Regions from separate parts of the Homo sapiens genome. Here region 2 is linked to region 1. The links are chromatin contacts, found by Hi-C or POLR2A ChIA-PET in ENCODE. All regions are on one chromosome and are shown on one strand. The core of a region is the stretch at or near the end of the contact, and the rest is flanking DNA. Distances in the headings are between cores, read along the strand shown. Region 1 overlaps LOC124904939 (a long non-coding RNA gene). Region 2 overlaps APCDD1L (APC down-regulated 1 like).

Region 1 (6,200 bases), core at 1,157-3,656:
CTGTGAACGCTTTTCCTGCTGAGGGTTATTTCCTCAGATGCAGAACCCCGCCTCAAGATAATATTCGAGGTCGGGGGGTCAGGCAGCTGCGTGGGGCTTTTTCCATGCAGACAGAAGCATCTTCAAAATCGGAATCTGTTTACAGCAAAGGGATGTGTTATTTTCCCCGCATCCTTTGCAGCACTGGGCTTGTTTTATCGATTTTTTTTTCTCATTCGATCAGCAAGGCTGTGCATTCCTCCGTGTACTGTTTAACTGTCTGTATTTCCTGAGGGATTCATGGTTTGTTCACTGCCTTTGATTGTTTTTCAGGTGGTGTCTGGGACAGTGCCTGGTGCTGTCAGCTGGAGCTGGCAGGCCCACATTGGAAGCATCTTCTAAGTAGGAAGGGGAGACAAGGGCTTGAAGCTGGGGGAGATGGGGAAAGCCTCCCGCCCCATCCACGCCATTCCTGCCTTCCCCTCGTCCTGGGTATTTTGGAGCCTGCCAGCTGAGGAGTGCTCTCCCAGGGTTGGGACTGCAGGCGCCTGACAAACTGAAGAGCACTGAAGCTGGAGATGCAAAGAAGAGGGAGCATTGACTATGTTCTTGGAGCAACGAGCAAGTCAGTGAGGCACGCGTGTGACAGGTGCCTTTCCTGAACCCAGCAATCCTCCTCCCCTTTCCCTGGCTCTCCTGGGAACTCCTAATGAAGTCAGAATAAGCCACTCCATCAATTTATGATCCCCAGATGACTGTGTCCCTTTGCTCCTTAATCACTCAGGTACCCAGATTCTCTATTAGCAAGAAGCCCAGAACCCCCTTCTCGAGTCCTCTCTCGTTTTCAATCTTCCAAGGACACCGAAGTCTTCCTTAACCCACTGCTGGGGGTTGACTGCCGAAGGTCACTGATGCCGGGGCATCTTGCCACCACATGGGGGCACTGCCAAAGATGTGTGCAGAATAGTCCTGCAGACACTGCGCTCGGCAGCGGAGCTCATGCTAGGCGAACCCTTGCCTGGGTGTTGGAGGTCACCCACACTTGAGACTTGAGTTTACAGCTCTCATGGGTCACTCTTAAATACTCAGAGCAGAATGCCAAGTGACTCCTCATCCATGCTCCATGCACCCTGGATCCCAGAACGGGGCACATCACTTTCCTCCACCACTGTCGCCCTGCTCGCCACCACCTCCTCCCGCTAGGCCGGGCTTTCTCAACCGCCACCCCTTTGACATTTGGGGCCAGATCTTTCTCCGCTGTGGGGACATGGCAGGATGCTTGGCAGCACCCCTGGCCTCTGCCTATCAGGTGCCTGTAGCACACCACCACTATGACAAGAAAAAATGTCTCTAGACATTGCCCAACATCCCCTGAGGAGCAGAATGGCCCCAGTGGAGAGCCAGTGCCCTAGACTATTGGGGTACCACCCCTCCACGCTGGCCTGGACCCCCTCTACACTGGCCTAGACCCTCTCAACACTGGCCTGAACCCCCTTCATGCTGGCCTGGACCCCCTCCAACTGGCCTGGACTCCCTCCCCTGGCCCCTTGCCTCCCTTTCTTGACATCACAGTAGGGGTGAGCTTTAAAAAAACCACACAGCTCGTGATGCATGTCACGCTAGGTTCAAAAGCGCTGGGTGGTTTCTCTTGGTATTTGAGATCCACACCTCTGCCTTAGTGCCCGGGCCCTGCAGGGCCTGACCTCACCCCTGTCTCCAGCTTGACTGGCTCCCACACCAGGCACAAGAGCCCTGGCTGTGACATCAGCACGCTCTGTCCTCTCTGCCTTAAGCCCTGTTCAGTCTGTCGCTGCATTCCAGGCCCTTCCACACCCCAGGGGCCTGCAGAGGCCCTGGGACCCCGCCCCTGGTGTTGCCCACTCTACTACGCCTCTTGGTCCATCTGCCTGATTTATGCCTTCATTACCTTTCCTTAGTTATATCCGGTTTCTGTTTTATTAGTTTATTTTTATTGTATTTACTTCTGTCATTCCCATTAGACTGTCAGCTCCGTGAAGGCAGGGGCCTGTCTTGTTCCCTGCCGTATCCCCAGAGTCTAGAACGGCACCTGGGTTGTGGGAGGCACCCAGAAAACACCAGGTCCCTGAAGGAATGAATGAAATGGGAGTGGGCTTCTCTTGTCCTGGAAATGGGCCTTGTCCCCCACATGGCTGTGGAGCTGCAGAGGGGGAGGCTGGAACTACTGTCCTATGGGCCCCTGTGGGCTCAAGAATCCTGCACTCAGCCTAGGACCTGCAGGCTTCGTGTCTCTGGCTCTTGGGAAACAGGTGGAAACTTCCTTCCCGAGAGCCGGAAGCAGCCGCAGGCCCCGCCACACCCAGCCCTGGCCCAGCTCAAGGCGAGGCCCTGGGTCTAAATATAGAAAGTGGGTTGTGAGAGGGCGGGTTTCTTCTCTGGTGAGAGGAAGTGGCTGCTCTGATTAAAACCGGGGTTTGTTCACCCCTCATTGAGACAGTCCTCCCCACCAGCCAGGAAGAAAGGAAATGTGGCAAAATGAACCCAGCCAATGGGGCCTTCCAAAAAGGCCCGGAGAAAGCACCCGGGGGGCAGATGGTCTCTTGTTCCTCCCTGGGGAATGGCTGGGAACCCTGCAGTGAGACACAGGGGCTGCGTGTCCCTGAGCCAACTCTAGCCGCTCTGGGTCTCAGTTTGAAAAAAAAGGGATTGGCCAGATTTGATTTTCAAAGCTGATGTTACCTGGTATTGCCTGAATCAGGAGCTCTCTGAGTCTCAGTTTCCCTATCTGCAGAATGGGTTGATGATGACCATGCCTGTAACAGAACGGCTAGTAGGATTCAAGGAGGCAGTGTGTGTGGCTGGCCTAGGGCAGAGCTGGCACATGACCAGGGCTCCGAAGGTGCTCGCTGTTGTCAGATGTCCACATGAAGTTTGACAAAATGAACGCAGAGCCCCTTGTTGAAACATTACCAGGAATTTCAAGATGGGCTGGGCGCAGTGGCTCATGCCTATAATCCCAGCACTTTAGGAGGCCGAGGCAGGCGGATCGCTTGAGGTCAGGAGTTCAAGACCAGCCTGACCAACATGGTGAGACCCTGTCTCTACTAAAAATACAAAAATTAGCCAGGAATGTGGTGCACGCCTGTAATCCCAGCTACTCAGGAGGCTGAGACAGGAGAATCACTTGAACCTGGGAGGCGGAGTTTGCAGTGAGTGGAGATCATGCCCATGGGTGACAGAGTGAGAACTCTGTCTCAGAAAAAAAAAAAGAAAGAAGAATTTCAAGATGGTAACAGCAGAGCAGGAAACCCTGAGCAGGGCCCTTCCGAGCCCTGCGTGACTGTCCTGGCTTCTGAGCCCTGAGTGACTGTCCTGGCTTCTGAGCCCTGCGTGACTGTCCTGGATCATGCATCCTGATAGGATGATTTCTATCAGAGGAGCCTCGGGGAGCCTACAGAGCAGTGCACAGCCCCCAAGCCCACCCCCAGCCCAGGCCCACGCTTCCCCCACCCCCGACCCGCTGCCCTGCTGCAGTTCCACGGATGGCCCGTTTGAAGAAGGTGATGAAAGTAGTAAAAAGGTGATGATGCCCAAATGCCAGTCCTCGGGGGACGGGTGTGACAGGGCTGAGCCCTGGGGTGGGTGGGGGCTGCTCTTCCAAGAATGGGCCTCACCTATACCCCTCCTCCCTGGACCTCAACATGTCATCAGTGGAAAACACAAAATCGAAGCACTGTGCACAGCGCAGATCATTCTCATGTGAGCTGTTTCACTGGTGCACACAAAACTATGGTCCTGCAAATTGCTGTAATCATAAATAGGCAGGTGAGGCCAGGCGCCGTGGCTTATGCCTGTAATCCCACTCAAGCCCTGAGCTTGACCCTGGCAAGCCAGGACCACCATCTCCAGAAAGAAAGAAAAGGTGCAAAGAGAGTAAGTGCAGAGAGTTCCCATACGCCCTTCACCCAGCTTCTTTCCTATTAGCATTTTACAAAACCACAGGACAATCAGCAACACTAAGGCATTCACATTGATGCAATAATTTTTTTTTTTTTTTTGAGACCAAGTCTTGCTTTGTCACCCAGGCTGGAGTGCAGTGGTGCAATCTCATCTCACTGCAGCCTTCACCTCCCAGGTTCAAGTGATTCTCCTGCCTCAGCTTCCCGAGTAGCTGGGATTACAGGCACGTGCCACCACGCCTGCCTAATTTTTTGTATTTTCAGTAGAGACGGGGTGTTACTATGTTGGCCAGGCTGATCTTGAACTCCTGGCTTCAGATGATCCACCTGCCTCGGCCTCCCAAAGTGCTGGGATTACAGGCGTGAGCCACTGTGCCCGGCCGATGCAATAATATGAATCAGACCATAGGTCACGTTCAGGACTCACAGCTTCTTCCTGATGTCCACTTTCTGCTCCAGGATCTCACGTCACACTGCAACCACCCAGGGGCCTTTCCCTGGGCTTTCTTTGTCTTTTGTGACCTTGACATAGTGAAGAGTATTACGTATTTTGCAAAGTGTGCCTCAGTTCGGGTTTGCCTGATGTCCTCTTGTGTTTTAAAATAGTATGTAATTCATATTCCACAAAATTTGCTCTTTTAAGTTTGTAAATTAGGCCAGGCACAGTGGCTTATGCCAGCTCTTTGGGAGGCTGAGGCAGGAGGATCACTTGAGCCCAGGAGTTTGAGACCAGCCTGGGTGACATAGGGAGACCCCGTCTCGAGAAAAAAAAAACGTTTTTAAAAAATTAGCCAGGCGGCCGGGCGCGGTGGCTCATGCCTGTAATCCCAGCACTTTGGGAGGCTGAGGCAGGTGGATCACGAGGTCAGGAGTTCGAGACTAGCCTGGCCAACATAGTGAAACCCCATCTCTACTAAAAATACAAAAAATTAGCCGGGCATGGTGGCATGTGCCTGCAGTCCCAGCTACTTGGGAGGCTGAGGCAGGAGAAACGCTTGAACCCAGGAGGCAGAGGTTGTGGTGAGCTGAGATTGCACCATTGCATTCCAGCCTGGGCAACAAAGCCAGACTCCAACTCAAAAAAAAATTAGCCAGGCATGGTGGTGAGTGTCTGTGGTCACCAGCTACTTGGGAGGCTGAGGGATAGCTTGAACGCAGGAGTTTGAGGCTGCAGCAAGCCATGATCACACCACTGCACTCCAGCCTGGGCAACGGAGCAAGACCCCATCTCTAAAACAAATCAATCAACAAAAGTACACAATTTAGTGGGTTTTAGTGTGTATGCAAAGTTGTGCAACTGTCACCATGATCTAACTCCATAACATTTCCGTCACCCCAGAAGGAGACCCTGTCCCCAGGCCCCTCTCTGTTCACCTCAGTGTCACTCTCTCTCCTGCCTGTCTCCCTCATTCTCTCTTGCCTGCATTTCTGCTTTTCTTTCATGTTCTGTTGGAGTGACTGCCTCTGAGTCACGCTGACTACTCCACCTTTGCCTCTCTCCGTCCGACTCCCTCCACTTCTCACTTCTCGTTCTGTGTCACTGTTGCTCATCCAGCACACAGCTATTGGTCACTTTTATTCATCCAGGGCACAGCTATTGGTCACTTATATTCATCCATAGCACAGCTACTGGTCACTTATATTCATCCATAGCACAGCTACTGGTCACTTATATTCATCCAGAGCACAGCTATTGGTCACTTTTATTCATCCAGTGCGTAGCTATTGGTCAATTTTATTCAACCAGAGCACAGCTATTGGTCACTCGCTCACCCAGCACACAGCTATTGGTCACTTGTTCATCCAGTACACAGCTATTGGTCACTTATATTCATCCAGTGCACAGCTATTGGTCACTTATATTCATCCAGCACACAGCTATTGGTCACTTATATTCATCCAATGCACAGCTCTTGGTCACTTATATTCACCTAGTGCGCAGCTATTGGTCACTTTTATTCATCCAGAGCACAGCTATTGCATGCCCAGGGTAAGCACGGATGGCCTTGGAAGGGACAGCCGGTGCTCACAGCACAGTTTCTAGAGTAGAATGACATGAGTTCAAGCCCCAGTTCTACTGAGTATAGCTGAGTAGCTGAGCGGCCATGGGTACGTCACTCACCCTCTCTGAGCCTCAGTTTCCTCCTCTGTAAAGCAGGCTGCCGTGAAAGCTAACAGAGAGAATGTCTGCCAAGTGCTGAGTTCCCACCTGACATGCAGAGCGCTCCTTGCCCAGCGTTGGGTTTATCACCCCGACGATGGTTGCTCTCCTGGCTGGTGGGG
Region 2 (6,152 bases), core at 2,014-4,513, 1.0 Mb before region 1:
GGCTGACCTCCATCAAGGAGGCCATCCTGGCTGAAGCAAGGAGGTCGTCCTGACTGAAGGCAGGGAGTGAGGAGAGAGAGGAGGGAGGGACAGGCCGCACCTCACCCTGCCTTGACACCCCTACAGAGCTGGGGTTCCTTTCCAGGCTGCACCCCAACTTCTCTATGTGGGACAACCACCGTTTTTCTGTTTGTCTTTTGCCAGCACCACGTGCAGCCGTGCCCAGCCTGTGGCCTCATTGCCCGCTCCGATGTGCACCACCCGCCCGTGCTGCCGCCCCCTCTGGCCCTGCCCCTGCACCTGGGCGGCTGGTGGGTCAGCTCGGGGTGCGAGGTGCGCCCAGCAGTCCTGTTCCTCACCCGGCTCTTCACTTTCCACGGGCACAGCCGCTCCTGGGAAGGGTATTACCACCACTTCTCAGACCCAGCCTGCCGGCAGCCCACCTTCACCGTGTATGCCGCCGGCCGCTACACCAGGGGCACGCCATCCACCAGGGTCCGCGGCGGCACCGAGCTGGTGTTTGAGGTCACACGGGCCCATGTGACCCCCATGGACCAGGTCACCACGGCCATGCTCAACTTCTCTGAGCCAAGCAGCTGTGGGGGTGCGGGGGCCTGGTCCATGGGCACTGAGCGGGATGTCACAGCCACCAACGGCTGCCTACCGCTGGGCATCCGGCTCCCGCATGTGGAGTACGAGCTTTTCAAGATGGAACAAGACCCCCTCGGGCAAAGCCTGCTCTTCATCGGACAAAGGCCCACCGATGGCTCAAGTCCCGATACCCCAGAGAAACGTCCCACCTCCTACCAAGCACCCCTGGTGCTCTGTCATGGGGAGGCCCCCGACTTCTCCAGGCCACCGCAGCACAGGCCATCGCTGCAGAAGCACCCCAGCACAGGGGGTCTTCACATAGCCCCCTTCCCACTTCTGCCCCTAGTTCTAGGGCTGGCCTTCCTCCACTGGCTATGACATTGGACTTGACATCAGGATGGCGGCTCTGGACACCCATTCAACCCTTCAGACTCCCTCCTGGCAGCTGTAGGGAAGGAACCATTCTCCTCTGCTCTGTCATGGATGGATGCACAGCCCCACTGCTTCCAAACTCTGCCTGTGTCCCATGTGGCTCAGGACATGAGCTTAACCCCTGCAAAGCCTATACCACATCCCACAGCCCGGGTCCCCAGTCAAGCACTTGGATGCGGCAGTGATGTTCATCGCTACGTGAGTTTCTAAAGATCACTCCCAATTTTTCTACTTTCCTCATCCTTGGCAGCTCGCCAACAGGTGCAGTCAGGGGGCCACACGGAACACCCCCATCCCATGTTCCCCCCAGTTCTTCCCATCCTGACCCTTGGGATTCCAAGATGGGAGCAAGAGGAGATCCTGAGGCTCTGCCTAGGGACGAGGCCTACAGTTCTGCCATGTCTGTAGGTTGTTGTTTAAAGATTATTAATTCGAATTTAGCAATACGATCTCTAAGTGGTGCCATGAATTAAAGATGCCACTTCGGGCTTTCAGTGCTTCTCAGCTTTTGGGCAAAGGGCTTGTGTCTTCAGGGGCAGCTCAGCTTTCCTGAGTCCTGACTGCTGGCATTCGTCTGCATTTGCCTGTGCTTCTGCGAGTCGGACCTCAAGCTGCCAACACTGCATGTGGATAAATCCAGTTTTCCCGGGCCAGCATGCAAAATGAAGAGGACTCCATCTAAGCTGAGAAGCATGGCCTCCCCAGAGCAGCCTGCGGCCTCCAAGCCTTCCTGGCCCAGGCAAATGCCAGTGTGCACCAGGCTGGCTGCTGGGGGCAGGTCTTTGGAGGGGAGCAGCATTTCCAGCCTTCTGAACATAGTTAATAGTAATGACAGCCGTAACACTAACGCGCTCTGCAATTCGCCCTGCCCAGCCATCCTCGGTTGCCAAGATTGCCTGTGCCTGCCTGACAAAGGAAGAGAATCTCCGAATGTGTATCTTTGGGCCCACCCTAGGGAGAGGTCGGGGTCACCAGGCTACATGGCGACATCTAGGCAGCTCCGCCTTGCCCAGCCTCCTTGCCATAATCCTAATATATTGGTGTCCTCTGCTCAGAGGGGACTGTCATCATGGTGGGAACAGGCTGTGCCTCCCCAGGGACTCTGCCCATGTTCCCAGGGCCTCATCTGTACACTGTGAAATTAACTGGCATCCTGGTGGGCCCAAGGGTTTTCAGGACTGGGGGCCAATGACTCACCCCCTCCTTCCTCCTCCTGATCCCTATCTCTAGCTCTTATCACAGATTTTGAACAATTGTCTGTGAGGTTAATGATGGTTTCAGAGGGAAGCCCTTTTCCTCCCTGAGACTGTGTGGGGTTCAGTCAGCCTGCTGAAATTGCTTCCACTTATTACCCATCCTTCCTCTTAAAAAAAAAAAAAGCCCACCAAGTTAGTATTCTCTGTAGCTCTCAGACAGCTACAAGTGTTCCTGGCATATTTACCAAAGTACAAGAAATCATTACATTATTTACGGTCTCAGACTACATCAGGGTTGGGGGAGCTCCTGGTGGGGATGGCAGTGGGTGTCGATGATATGTCCACGGCTGAGCAGGTCTTGTATCCGAAGCTTGAAGTAACCATGCCACCATTTATCATCAAATTTGAACCTTTTAATAAAATTAAACAGCCTGAAAAATGTTCTTGCTGGTTATTAAAGTCAACCAAGGGAATTACAGTTCTAAAGAAAGGAAGTGGAGTGTCTTCCAGAGAATGTGTGAAAGAGAATAAAACCAGTGGAGGTAAACCCCAGCTCTCTCAGTTCTGCTTTCATGCCACTGCCTGTCCTGCTGAAAACCCCCCAGGGGCTTCCACTGCACTCAGAATAAAAGCCCGACTTCTGGCTCGCTGTTGCCTGCAAGGCTCAGCCACGCCTCCACATGCCCCGGCCACACTGGCCTTCTCTCTGTTTCTTGATCACAGGAGCTCTTGCTGCCTTGGGGCCTTTGCACAAGCCCTGATTTCCGCCTAGCCTCTCTTCCCCCAGACCTTCAGAAGTTGAGCACTTTCTTTTCAATCAAGTCTCAGACCAGATGTTGTCTCCTGAAGATGTCACCATTCGCATCCCAAAGAGCAGCCCCATTTCCCTGGTCCTTCTGTCAGTCCACTGCATCACAGTTGTATGTTCTTTGTCATGAAAACTGATCACTGGCGGAAATGACCTTATTTGCCTAGAATGTAAGCTCCAACGAAAAAGACTCGGCTCTGACTCGCTTCCTGCGATCTTTCCGGAAGGGTCCAGTGTGCCTGGTGCATGGTAGAAAGAACTTCAATAAATATGTGACTCAGTAAATGTTGGTTATCCCTGTTAAGCCTCACACTGAGACCCGTGAACGGATCACCTCCATCTACCAGATTCAGCGACCCTCGAGAGGCCCAGCTGAGTCAGTGAGAGGTGTGTGAGTCTCTGCGTCTTGCGCGCGAGGACACTAAGGCACAGAGAGAAGGGGCTGGGCTCCAGAGCCTGAGATCCGGGCCTCTGTATCACAGCCCACGGGCTTGGGGTGTCCTCCTCACTCTTGGAGGGAATAGGATTCCTTGATTTTATTTGGGGAAGGCAATTTAGTGTTGCTTCGTGGGATGCCATCCCTAATGAGAAGGAGTGTGTTGAGCAGGACAGCAGCTTCCTGGATCCCCTCAGTTGGACTTAGTTGCTCTCTGCTCGCTGGGGCTTGTTAGTTTGGGGGCAGGTGATGCTGCTCGGAGCTACGAAGGCTGAAGAAAGGGCAACCATCCCTTTTCTCCCAGGCAGAAGGTCAGGGCTTCCAAGACTCTGGGCTGATAAAGGAAGGGGTCATTTCAGAGGCTGAGGGGCTGAGACTGTCTGGTACAGGGCCAGAGGCCCATGGGCACCAAGCCTTCCTTCCAGCCCTTTGCTCCCGCCCCTTAAGTCTCTGCCCTTCACATAAAACGTGAGAGCGCTCTCATCTACAGACGGGGAGGAAAGCCTAGAGTCCTATTTCCAGATAAAATTAATGTTCTCCATTGCATGTTCAGTCACGTTGAAAGGTGGGGGGTGGGTGGGAAGCCCATGCAGTTGATAATTTCATTGTGCAACTCCCAGGAGAGCAAATGAGCTTTTTTTCTTTAATAAAAAGTTGAAATTGTATACAGCTCTCAGAGGTCCATTAACTAACAGATGCTGGTTATCAAAAGAAGCTCTTTGCCTTTCACTAAGCGCATGCTTTTAATCTCCCAGCGGTGCTACCGGGCTGAACAGCAGTGTGTGGCTTGGTGACGCAGGCCCACCAGCACGTGGCCCTGGTCTGTGCATCCTCTCCTGGGGGCACAGGTGACTCAGACACGAGGGACTGGAGCTTTCTGACGCAGAATGTAGCACTGCATCAGGGCCTGGTCAGGGCTGATTCATACCCATTAGCATCGCAGACCGGAGACAAGCAGGGAAGAGCTGTTCCCACTTCAAGAGGGGACTTGAACAGTAGCGTGCAGCCTCCAGTCCGCTCCTGATGGTTCTGAGACTGAAAGCCTGCTCCTTCTCACACACACAACCCCGCTTAAATGGATGTCAGCATGAGCACAAATGACCTGTCGACATTCCCTAAAACCACCCTTCCAAGCTTCCAGACAGACCCTCCTCCTGCCCACCTGACACCTCTACCTTCCATTTCGGCCACAGTGGCCTCCTTGCTCTCCTGCAGTCCCATGGAACCCAGTCCCTCTCAAGGTCTTGGCTCCAGTTCTCCCTCACCTGGAAGGCTCTGCCCACCTCACCCCTGACCACCCCAAAGATAGCGCCCACCACAGCGCAGTGACTTCATCACAGCATTTGTCAGTGGCCGAAATCTGAAAAAAATCCCGTTTGTTGGTTTTCACCTATTGTTAGCCCCTCTCCTCTAGAATGAGTTCCTTGCCAGCAGGGTCCTTGTCTGTCTTGTTCTCTGTGGATCCCCAGTGTTAGAATGGTGCCGGGCACATAGTAGGAGGTCAATAAATACCAGTTAAAAGAATACATGTTCCAAGACCTGATTGGAGACTCCGAATTCAAGCAGCAAGATGACACCCACACACTATACTGGCCTGGAATTTCGATGTTGCTGACTTTTTTTCTAATCAGATGAGCAGAGCAGAACCCAGGCCTGTGAACTTGAGGACATCTGTTTTCTAGTAGCCAGGATATATCTAGAAAGGCATTGAAGACCACTGCTCTCCCCAAATAGGAGGCCACAGGGCCTGGTAAGAGGTGCCTTGAGACTCCATCTCAAGCTTCTCATCCCCCAAAGGTCAGGGAGACTGGGAGAGCCTCAGCCTCACACAGGTACCCAAGGCTTTCCTTTCTTAGTTTTGGAGCCTCCATCTCCCCCACCCCCGACCCTGCCAGCTTCAGTTTCTTTATCAATAAAATGGGCTGAAACCTGATGGTTCCTGGAGCCAACCAGCCCCAACATCAGTTACGGGAAGACCCAAAATAGTAAGTGATTCAAATGGAATCAATAACGTATTTTGAGAGAAATGGCAAAAAAAAAAAAAAAACAAAAAAAAAAAACGGGTTTGGTGGCTGACGCCTATAATCCCAGCACTTTGGGAGGCTGAGGTGGGTAGATCACGAGGTCAGGAGACCAAGAGTATCCTGGTTAACACGGTGAAACTCCACCTCCTAAAAATGCAAAAAATTAGCCAGGCGTGGTGGCAAGCACCTGTAGTCCCAGCTACTCGGGAGGCTGAGGCAGGAGAATCACTTGAACCCGGGAGGTGGAGGTTGCAGTGAGGCGAGATCATGCCACTGTACTCCAGCCTGGGCAACAGAGCAAGGCTCCGTCTCAAAACAAAACAAAACAAACTCTTAGTGAGGATGGGTCTTTGTCCTGTGATACAGTATGTATTTCCTAGGGGTTATTAATAACCTACTACTCTCACTCCTGCATTTGGCATTGTTTTTAATCCCTCAGGAGAAAAAAAATTACCAAAACTTAGGTGGTCACTACTTCTGGTGAAATCAACTGCCTGTTTAGTAAAAAGAAGACCCACAGACATTTGCTGAGCATCCATCATGTGCCAGGTGCTATGCTGGGTGCCTTGGAAGGAAGGCCTTCCCAACTTCCAGCCAAGATGGGGCAGGCAGACACATGCCTTTAGCTCCACTTCCTTCTGAAGTCCCAACAAATTATGGGAAAG

Evidence for each region. A loop is a pair of places that touch in the nucleus more often than their neighbours do. ChIA-PET counts read pairs that join two places held with the same protein, here RNA polymerase II (POLR2A). Pooled maps may share reads with other maps.
Region 2: a loop to region 1 is called in a pooled map, with 10 times the contacts of the local background. The contact joins two enhancer-like sites. A Hi-C loop is called at or near these places in 1 of 37 single-sample maps with no recorded cell type and 2 of 50 pooled maps. POLR2A ChIA-PET finds 5 or more read pairs at or near these places in 1 of 52 experiments (activated CD4-positive, alpha-beta T cell).

Annotation. Positions count from the first base shown.
Region 1 is chr20:57,429,262-57,435,461 of GRCh38, reverse strand. LOC124904939 (a long non-coding RNA gene) reads left to right here. Exons shown (of 2, transcript XR_007067672.1): 2 at 313-801. Among named protein-coding and RNA genes, the nearest start is that of RBM38-AS1, 39 kb to the right of the region's middle. RefSeq lists enhancers at 1,731-1,810, 2,672-2,721. Within about 2 kb of position 2,406, at least 16 of the 41 ENCODE cell types and tissues checked have a DNase peak (open chromatin) inside an H3K27ac peak, as active enhancers do.
Region 2 is chr20:58,455,607-58,461,758 of GRCh38, reverse strand. APCDD1L (APC down-regulated 1 like) reads left to right here. Exons shown (of 4, transcript NM_153360.3): 4 at 205-2,658. The coding sequence ends at 969. Among named protein-coding and RNA genes, the nearest start is that of APCDD1L-DT, 57 kb to the left of the region's middle. RefSeq lists a silencer at 750-938 and enhancers at 2,725-2,834, 2,965-3,104. Within about 2 kb of position 3,263, at least 2 of the 41 ENCODE cell types and tissues checked have a DNase peak (open chromatin) inside an H3K27ac peak, as active enhancers do.